Linked DNA regions of Mus musculus: region 2 is linked to region 1. A link is a loop called in an ENCODE intact Hi-C map of the cell type or tissue named here. Cell type or tissue: left cerebral cortex. All regions are shown on one strand. Region 1 overlaps Msh3 (mutS homolog 3). Region 2 overlaps Msh3 (mutS homolog 3).

Region 1 (5,000 bases):
ATGTGCAGTTCTACACTTAAACCCTGGCTGCTTGTAGTAAGTAATGCTGAGTCAGCTGTCACCATTCCCCACAGAGTCCTCTGGGGTCATCATGATGCCAGTTGTTTGAGGGTGTCTTCTTTCTAACTTAAAATGTAGGTGTCCCTACCTAGTGCAGCCTGGATTGCTGGTGCTTTATGGCTTTCCCCTTGGGAATGGGGTAACTGTATGATTTTTGTGCGTTTGTCCTGAGAGACTCTAGGTTGCCGACTTAGAAGAGAGGTAAGTGGGCCTGGAGAGACAGCTCACTATGTAAGAGCATGCACTGCTCTTAGAGAGAACAATTCCTAGCACCTGTTGGTGCCTTACAGCCCCTGTAAGTGCAGCTCTAGAGAATCCTATGCCTTTAGTCTCTGTGGACTCTAGTACATACGTGAGCATACTACGGCCCATAAACATACATGAACATAATTTTAAAAAGTGAACATTTTAAAAATGTGGTAAAGAGAATGAGGCAGTGATTTTTTTTTTCTAGTAAGATTCATAATTGTAAGTAATTCCAATTTGATTCAATGCTTCTACATATTTTTTAGATGATTCTTTTGTGTGTGTGTGTGTGTGTCTGTGCCTGTCTCATTGTGTGTTTCTGTCTGTCCATTTGTCTGCCTGTGTGCATGCACACAAACGTGGGTGCTTATAGAGGCTAAAAGAGGGTGTCAGATCCCTTAGAACTAGAGTTCTGGTGGTTGTGAACTACCCAGTCAGTGTAGGTGCTGGTCCTCTGCAAAAGCAGCAAGCGCTCTTAGCTGCTGAGTCAGCCATGTCTCCAGCTCCCAATTCAATGCTTTTAAATAATATTTTATGCAGAAAGAGTAAAATGGCCCATTTGAGTTTGATTTGCAGATCCCTTGCTTGCATTAATTACCATATACCTGAGGTCAGGCATGCTTTTCCAGTCTGATTTCCTTTTCATTTATGTTTAGCATTCCGAAGCTATTTAGAGGTCACACTGTACTTTTGCTACACTTGTTTCTTACTATCTTCTGCACCCTAACCATTCATCCCGTGGTTCTCCAGCTGCTGTCCTGTAAATGCAGCTGTGGTTCTAAGCATGGCCGTCCTTTGGAGTACTTACTAGCTAATAAAAATGCTGTCTCATCAGGTTTTGCTCTGTGATGCAGTAGTTTATAGAAGCTTTCTAGAGTTGATATATTTCTAGTAATTTGTATCAAGTTTGTACAACATTAGCTTAAAATCATCTATGGTAGGTCAGAGTATTGGCATTCTAGAAACTGGCAGATACCAAGTGATTCTTCTTGGCGTCTTCCTTGTTATAATAGTGATTTGTAAGCTCGTGCCTGAGGCGCTGTTGATCCTTCTAGTGGAATTGCAGCAACTGACTAGGTGTGTGAGCAGCCTAACACGGTTTCACACAGGAGGGCGTGGTCCCAAGTCAGGGTGGCAGCAGTGTTGCTTTTGAGGCTAGGAAGGAAGGGCAGTTCTCAGCTGTCTTCTTAGTGTCTCCCCATATCACTGTCCTCTGTGCTTGTGACATGTACACATTTCTGGTGTTGTTTTAAATACTGGAGTACAGCCCACTCCAATGATCTCACTGAAACAGACACCCATGTAAAGACTCCATCTTAGGTATGCTAGGCTATGGATAAGTTCATGGGGTCACAGTTTAGCCTGTAACCCATGAATGCACATCTGTACATGCATTATTCATTGTTCTATGAATTCTAGGAAACTTATTCTGAAGTTGCTCTTGGTATAATATCAGAATTAGGATTTCTGGAGAAAACCATTAGTTTGGATGAGGACTTTAGGCCCCTTGAAGTAGCCTAAAGATGGGTTTGTTAATCAGCCTCTGGACTCGAGGCATATAACCTGAGTGAAATGGCCTGGTTTTGTTTTGCTGAAAAAATGCTTTTAATGCATGGAAGACATTTTGAGAAAAATTTCCAGCTATCTGAGAATGTTTCATTGTTGTATTTCTTCATACATACGTAAAATGGAGTTTTTTAGAAAAAAAAAAAAAAGCTTTTCAAAGGCTGGCTTAGATCTTAGGGAGAAACATTTTTTTATTTGTAAATTTTTTAGTGTACTATGTCTATATATTTGTATAAGTTCTAGTTGACATTTAATATACCTCAAGTTGTGTAGATATAAAATATACTTTTTAAATATATATATAATTTTTTGAGACTGGCCCTTTGAAAACTCTGGTCCTGGCTGATTTGGAACTCACTCTGTAGACCAGACTGGCCTCAGACTCACAGAGATTCACCTGTCTCTGCCTCCAGACTGCTGGGATTAAAGGCGTGTGCCACCATAACTAGATTAGAATGTCCATCTTGAAGTCCAGTATTTTTGTTTTAAAGTGAAAGATATGCAGTTTCCTGGGTAGATACTGGAATCAAAATCTTACTCAGAAGGGTTTGGAGTTTACATTTCCATGGGAATTTAGTCATGTTAGTTTAAGACTTTAAAAAGTCTTTAGCTTTAAATTATATACAGCAGATTCAAAAGTTTTATTTGTAGTCAGCTTTAATCAGTTGTGGTTTACATGCAGTAAGCTTTGCACATTGTAAGTTTGTTTCAGTCACTGCTAGTGTAACATCCTGCAGCCATCATCCCGGGTAAAGCTCCGCCTTCTCTCCAGACTTCCTCTGCCTCTCTCTGGCTCCTCTCTTTATCTCCAACCTTCACTACAACATTGATGATATGATCACTGGGGTCAGAGAGCAGGGCAGGGCAGGCTGTTTTAGGGTTTCACACAACTGGAATCATTACAGTGTGGACTCTTTGATGTCTACTTTCTTACCTTTGCTCAAAGAAATGTGTAGTTGTGTTGAATGTATGGGAGGAAAGTTTGTTCTCTTTAATTGGTGTGCAGTTTTATTTTAGACGAATATACCAGGGTTTGTTGATTTTTCACTTGCCAAATCCTTGGGTTGTTTCCAGCTTGTGGTTATTTTCAGGAAAGCTGTTAAGACTACCCTCTGTGCTCTATCTTCTCACAGACATACTTTTTTGGATAGACCTAGGAGTGGAATTGCTAGGTTAGGTAGGTAAACATATATATTCATCCCTGTGGAAAACAAAAATATTCTTTATAGCTGGGCGTGATGGCGCACGCCTTTAATCCTAGCACTTGGGAGGCAGAGGTAGGTGGATTTCTGAGTTCGAGGCCAGCTTGGTCTACAAAGTGAGTTCCAGGACAGCCAGGGCTATACAGAGAAACCCTGTCTCGAAAAACAAAGCAAAGCAAAACAAAACAAAACAAAACAAAAAATATTCTTTATAGTAATTCCATAGTTTTGCTTCTCTGCTGCAGTGTGTGAGTACTGTAGCTTGTCTGCTGCAGTGTGTGAGCGCTGTAGCTTGTCTGCTGCAGTGTGTGGGCGCTGTAGCTTGTCTGCTGCAGTGTGTGTTGTCTGCTGCAGTGTGTGAGCACTGTAGCTTGTCTGTTGCAGTGTGTGGGCGCTGTTGCTTGTCTGTTGCAGTGTGTGGGCGCTGTAGCTTGTCTGCTGCAGTGTGTGGGCGCTGTTGCTTGTCTGTTGCAGTGTGTGGGCGCTGTAGCTTGTCTGTTGCAGTGTGTGAGTGCTGTGGCTTGTCATTCGCATCTATTGTCCCATTGTGTCTTTTCACTTTGAGTCACTGTAATGAGCAAATTGTGATTTCACATTTGGGTTTTAATTTAGTTCTCTCTGGATAGAGTGATTTCATGTATTTACTGGATGTTCATCCATGTGTCCTCTCTGTCCATTTTATCTCTTGGATTGCTTGTGTTGCGGTGTAGGAATTATTCTAGGTCAAATGTTTACCACACATGCCTGCGTACATACACATTCTCTGTCTTTGTCCCTCTCCCTTTTTCTCTCTCCCTCTCTCTCTCTCTACCTCTTCTTCTCTCTTCCTTCTCCCTCTCCCCCCTCTGATGTTTTTTCCAAGCTTTTGGCTTAGCTTTTAATTTTTCATGAACACAGAAGAACAAAAGATTTTAATATCAATATTCCCTTTAGTGAGGTCTTCTGTATCTGAGTTCTGCCTATTCTAGAAGCATGAAGACTTTTATATTTTCTTTTTGTAAAGGTTTATATAGTTCAAGTTTACGGTTTTAGCTTTAATAGGCATTTTGATTGTGATGGTCTGAGCTGGGTTGTTAAGGCTCACTTTTCTCCTTAGTTTGCCAGCTGTTTCGATACTGTACGTAGAGAAGATGGTTCACACACATTCAGTTATAGGTGCCAAGGTTTTAGTTTAAACTTGACTTTGAAAAGGGAGCTAGGATTTTATAGTCTCATAGTGAACATTATAGATTTCGATGTTTTAGGATATCAGTTAAAAGAATCTTAGATGTATTTTTTGTTTTGTTTATTTCATATTTAAAAGAAAGTAAATGGTGAGATGAGAACTCCAAAACCTCAAGAGCGTGTGTGTGTGTGAGTGTGTGAGTGTGTGTGTGTGTGTGTTTCTCTTTTTTTCTTGGGGGGGTGGTTCACGGTGGCAGTGTAGACCAGTGTGATTGTGTCTGTTAGGTCTCAAACAGAGGACAAGTTTCAGTCAGTACCCGTGGCTCTTCCTGGTCCTTCCCACCGTGCCCCCAACCCTCCCTCCCGGATGGCTGATCCCTGTCTGACTCAGCAGTTTTGGCTACACTGTTTTCTTGGTCAACAACTTCTTTCTTGCTCTCCCTCCCACTCACATGGTCCAGTTTAGTCTGTGGCTATGTTCAGCCTGGACTCTCCCGTCTGCCTGCTTTCCCCCTTTCATATCCAATAAAACTCTTCTCTGTACTGTAGAGTAGTCACATTCTCCTCTTGTTATTTCAGTTTCTATTTTAGCCCCTACCCCTTCTCTGCCCAGCAGAAGGCTCCAGTTTCTATTTAAAAACAAAACAAAAACAAAAACAAAACAACAAAAAAACCCTAAAAACAAAAATGACATTTTTGAACACGTTACTGACCAAAGCCTCAGTTGAGGATGAGTTTGTTGACTTCTATGTAAAAAGCTTG
Region 2 (5,000 bases), 82 kb after region 1:
TAAAGCAAGATCTCAGAGCTGTTGGTATTGTCAGTGATGGCAAGATTTAGGAAGCGGGGAACAGGGCTTTGGGAAGGAGAGCATGAAACAAGATAATGGGTAAGAAAAGTTAGAGTTGTCCACAGGATTACTGAGACCATCTAAACTGTCAGCTGGGTTTCTTTAGAGGATGACATCAAGGATGCTAACTGAGGTTTGTGGATGCCTGCAGTAAGGGCAACTGTGGGAGGGCCCTAAAGAAACAAAAATGTGTGGATCCTGAATGGAAAAGCGCAGCAAGATACAGCCTGTGCATGACAGGAGTGTCACAGAGTGGTTGGATACAGAGTATTAGAGAGCAGTCTATGCATGACAGGAGTGTCACAGAGTGGTTGGATACAGAGTATTAGAGAGCAGTCTATGCATGACAGGAGTGTCACACAGAGTGGTTGGATACAGAGTATTAGGTTTTTAAGTCAGTGGGAGAACTGAGCTGTAAGAGAGAAGTTTGCAGGGTGTTGGGACAGTAGCAGCATTCCAAGTTGGGCCCCAGAGCAAAGACCTCTGACGTCGTCGTTTGAGCAGTCATACGTGTGTGAAGTAAGATGAAAAGCTTTGAGTTCTGTCTACTGTCATGTTCCCTATCATGCCATACAGGGTTTGATAGTAGCTTCCAATCTGTGTGTTGGGCCTGTTCAAACTGTTTCATTGAAGTGCCACAGATGGAGTGGTTATAGACAACAGAAGTTATCTTTCATGACTCTGAAGACAGAATTGAAGACAGGGTGGGTGTCTGTACCTTGTGGGAGCTGGCTTTGTACTTTTAGTGTGGCACCTTTTATTGTGTCCTCACTTGGTGGGAGAAGGGGAGGTCCCTCTCAGTCCCTGTATATTAATCACATCTTAAAGACCCTTGACACTGTCATCGTAGGATTTATAATTCCCTGAGAACAGGGGAGAGGCATAGACATTCGGACCATAGCAACCAGATGTGTATGCTATCAGTTGTCATATAAGTTAATAAATACTAATCTTAATTGTCTTTAAGGCAAAGCCTATATGAGAATAAGACCTGTGTTTTTAGTTTTCATAGCAATAGTATATAGCTTCTCTAGAGAGAGTAATATAGTTCTAATATCTAATAGCTTGGCTCGTATTTAATGGATAAATACCCGTGAAACATGTTGTGTTTCTGCTCATGCCTGTCCACAGATCCAAGGATCTTACCCTTGCCACTGCTACTTTATTTCTTTTTTCCTTATGTTTTCATTTTCTTCTTAAAAAATAATCTATTATATTTTTTAATAAGTCAAATTTGAAGAATTAAAGCAGCCTTCTAATCAAGGAGCATTTTAAAGAATCATTAACTCATGTATTTAGATCTTTACAAGGTAAGTGTAGTAGTTTTTCCTGGTTAGACAGCTTAGAATGTCCCAGAATATTCGTTTCTTTTACATATGCTTTTCCTAACTTGAGTAGGAGTTGATATAGCCTGTTGCTATGGTGAAGCGCATTCTGTTTCTCAGGGTATAAATTTATATACAGGGATGTTGTAGAGAAAGAACTTACTATGTAAGATTCTATCTAAAATGTACTCTGCCTATTAACTTATAAACTATACCCTGGCAGAAAAGTCCTCAAAGTTAGGTAGCATTGTTACTTCTGATAATTACATCATTTTGAGAATTCACCTTTCTTACATCTAAATGATGCTAGCTTTCCTGGGCTCTGTGTTAATGAAATCATTATGTTCTCATGAGCAAAGAAAGTCTTTCTGACTTTCCCTCTCTCAGTTTTAGGAATCTTTTCTGTCTCCGCTTTGTCCTCCATCTGCCTCCTCCAGTGCAGTCCTCCGTTCACTTCCCCTTGTAGCCTCTGCTAACCTGCCTCGACTCCCTCCTGCTTGCCCTCATCTGTGCATTCCAGCTGTTTGGGACTCACAGAACTGCCTTTGGGCTTGGCAGATGGTATTCCCTCCACAGAGAATGTCCTCCTTCCCCATCTCACCCATCCTGCCTCCCGCCTCGCATCATCACAAGCTCTGCTGTTTCTCCCTCTTAGATGCCTCCTGGCTTGAAGCCTTCCCTCACCAGTGCTCTGATGATAGATCCTACACCCCACACCCACTGCCCTGTGTCGCCCCTGCTTTGTACTGATGCTTGTTCTTGTTGGTGTGCTTCCCAAAGGGTTCCAGCTTGACAAGGACAGGCAGTGTACACGTCTACACTGTGTAGGTGCCATACCAGTGCCCACAGCACACCACTAATACACAGCAGGCTCCTACTCACAGTGTTACTGAGACGCCTTCAGCAGGCTCCAAATCTCACTTGAAATTTTTCTTCTTTTTCTTCTAGAAAATGTTAGTTTTTCGGAATTGGGGATTTTTCAGTTTACAGAATATTACACTGAAGAAATAGAAGAAAAATGAGATACTACAGCGTAACTCCTCTTCATACCCATGATAGACTAATTCTCAGAATGGGAAAGCCATGTCAAGGCTGTCTGAGTTGAGCCTTAGATAATTTCTTGAAACATGGGCATAGTCTAGGGCAAATGGTGCTTTTCACCCATGCTTACTGCCTGGAAAACATAGGAAATGATGCCAGTTTAACTCCACACTGGAATAAAACAAGAGAGGGAGTTGGCTCTGGCCAGGCAGATGTTGGCCCCAGGGCTGTGACTGTCCCTTAAGGGTTAAGGAGTTGGTACCTGTACTGGCTAGTTTTGTGTCAACTTGACATAGGCTGGAGTTGTCACAGAGAAAGGAGCTTCAGTTGGGGAAATGCCTCTGTGAGATCCAACTGCAAGGCATTTTCTCAATTAGTGATCAAGTGAGGAGGTCCCCTTGTGTGTGGTGCCATTTCTGGACTGGTAGTCTTGGGTTCTATAAGAGAGCAGGCTGAGCTAGCCAGTAAAGAACATCCCTCCATGGCCTCTGTATCAGCTCCTGCTTTCTGACCTGCTTGAGTTCCAGTCCTGACTTCTTTCAGTGATGAAAAGCAATGTGGAAATGTAAGCTGAATAAACCCTTTCCTCCCCAATTTGCTTCTTGGTCATGATGTTTTGTGCAGGAATAGAAACCCTGACTAAGACAGTACCTTATATCCTCATGACCTTGTAAAAAAATAAGGACACACTGCTTGGGGCAGTCATATTATGGACTGTCCTGTGACTATTTGTTTATTGACCCAAATGGCTATCTGGTGGGTGGGCTTTTGAAAGCAGTGCGAGTTCTTGTATTTTGGTTTTGAGATAAGTGATATAAATTCAACTGTGTTGCTTTAGGAAGTACTGTTGCATGGGAGAGAAAATGAGTCTAGTGTGCAAAGAGAATCTCCAGGAAGCCCCTGAACTGTGGATCTCTTTAGGTTGTGGGAAATCTACTGCCTAAGTGCCCTAGAGGCAAGTACTAGGGTCCAGGTCAAGAAGTAACCTGAGGTTCTTTAGTCCTCAGTACTGTCTATGGTGTGTAGTAGACACATATTTCTTTGTATATAAGAATGTTTGAAGCTGGTAAGAATGAGGACCAACTGCCCAGTTTCCTCTTCCCTCCCAGTACAAGTTGTTTTAGATGCCCAGTAATACTTGCTTTGGCTACAAATTAAATGTAACATTAGTTGAATCAACTGTAGTCATTGACTTTATCCCTAATTACCAAGTACAATGATAATGCCTTACCTAAAACATCTGAGTTTTAAGCTTGACTTCATTTCCTGGCTAGATTATACAAATAGGATCACTGTCGTGTGTGTGTGTGTGTGTGTGTGTGTGTGTGTGTGTGTGTGTGTGTTTTATATAGTGTGATAATTAGATAAATGAACTGAAGGATGAAAGTGAAGGAGGAAGATTAGAGATGCATTTTTAATTATATGTGTGCACATGTGTCTGTGTGTGAGTATGTGCACATGGGTGTAAGTGCTTGTGGAGGCCAGAGAGCTCACCAGCTCCACTGGAGCTGGAATGGTTGGGATGCCTGACATGGGTGCTGGGAACTCTGAAGAGCTGAAGGGACATCTAACCTGGGCCATCTCTTAGCTCCAGGGAAGTATGAATGGTACTTACTTTGTATTATAGGGCTTGTATCTTGTATCTCCTCTCTTGTTTCTGAAACACTGAGAAGGCAGTTGTTCGATACTAACTTGATTTATTAACCTCCATATATATGCATGTGTTTCTGTGTGAGTGCAGCTCTGTGTATGGGTGCTCTTAGGGGACAAAAGAGGACACCAGATCCTCTGGAGCAGAGTTGTAGGTAGCTGTGCACCACCTGATGTGGGTGCCAGGAAGTGAGCTCAGGTCCTCTGAAAGAACTGCAAACCTCTTAGCCACACAGCCATTCTCTCTCACTGATGCTGATTTCCTTTTCTTACAATCACCTGCGCTGGTGTCTGCCCTGAGGTTTCTTTTTCTTCCTGTCTCTAACCCATGGCCATCAATTGAACTCTTGTTCATTCTTCAAGACCCAAAATGTTATTTCCTACTTCACAGAGCCTTCATTACTACTTTACCCAGAAACAAGTTGTCCATGGTAGTATGTCTTTCCATCCTAAAGTTCCTTCCACATATCACATTTTCTTATGTAGGCATAGAGGGTCTGAGTGGTGATAGCAAATAAAAATTCAAATTCAGTTCTACCATTATTTTACTGTCTCCTGAGATGGGCCACCCATCACCTGGCCTTGGTTTTCTTATCTGTAAGTGAAGAGCGGGAAACCAGCCTTGCTTCTACTGTTCTACCGAATGGGAGATGGGTAGGATGCAAGGATCAGGCAGGGTTAAACCACTGCCCTGGCATCTCAGGGGTGAGCCTCACTGTCCCTCCTCACTGCTCCCTCTCTGCTCCTTATTCATCTGTCCTTAAATGTGCAGAGACTGACTGGGCTTGTGCAGAGGAAGGCTTTGTCTGTAGCTTGCCATTGATTGACATTTTCAGGGAATAAAGCACTTTAAAACTGACATTTTTCCTGCTGGCCCTCAGCTACTATAAAAATAGTTCTACCACATTCTATAAAGATGGATTT

Evidence for each region. Peaks named below come from ENCODE experiments on the same cell type or tissue, not always from the same donor. Only the 100,000 strongest peaks of a DNase experiment are listed, where the experiment ranks them.
Region 2: it touches region 1 in a loop (2.5-fold over the local background); 2 of 42 quality-filtered maps call a loop at or near these places.

What each region holds. Positions count from the first base shown.
Region 1 is chr13:92,325,865-92,330,864 of GRCm38, reverse strand. The region is part of intron 8 of Msh3 (mutS homolog 3); the gene reads left to right. Among named protein-coding and RNA genes, the nearest start is that of Dhfr, 26 kb to the left of the region's middle. In left cerebral cortex, no CTCF peak of the experiment used is centred here; a DNase peak (open chromatin) is centred at 2,966.
Region 2 is chr13:92,244,234-92,249,233 of GRCm38, reverse strand. The region is part of intron 19 of Msh3 (mutS homolog 3); the gene reads left to right. Among named protein-coding and RNA genes, the nearest start is that of Dhfr, 110 kb to the left of the region's middle. In left cerebral cortex, no CTCF peak of the experiment used is centred here; DNase peaks (open chromatin) are centred at 1,499 and 2,080; H3K27ac peaks cover 2,014 bases.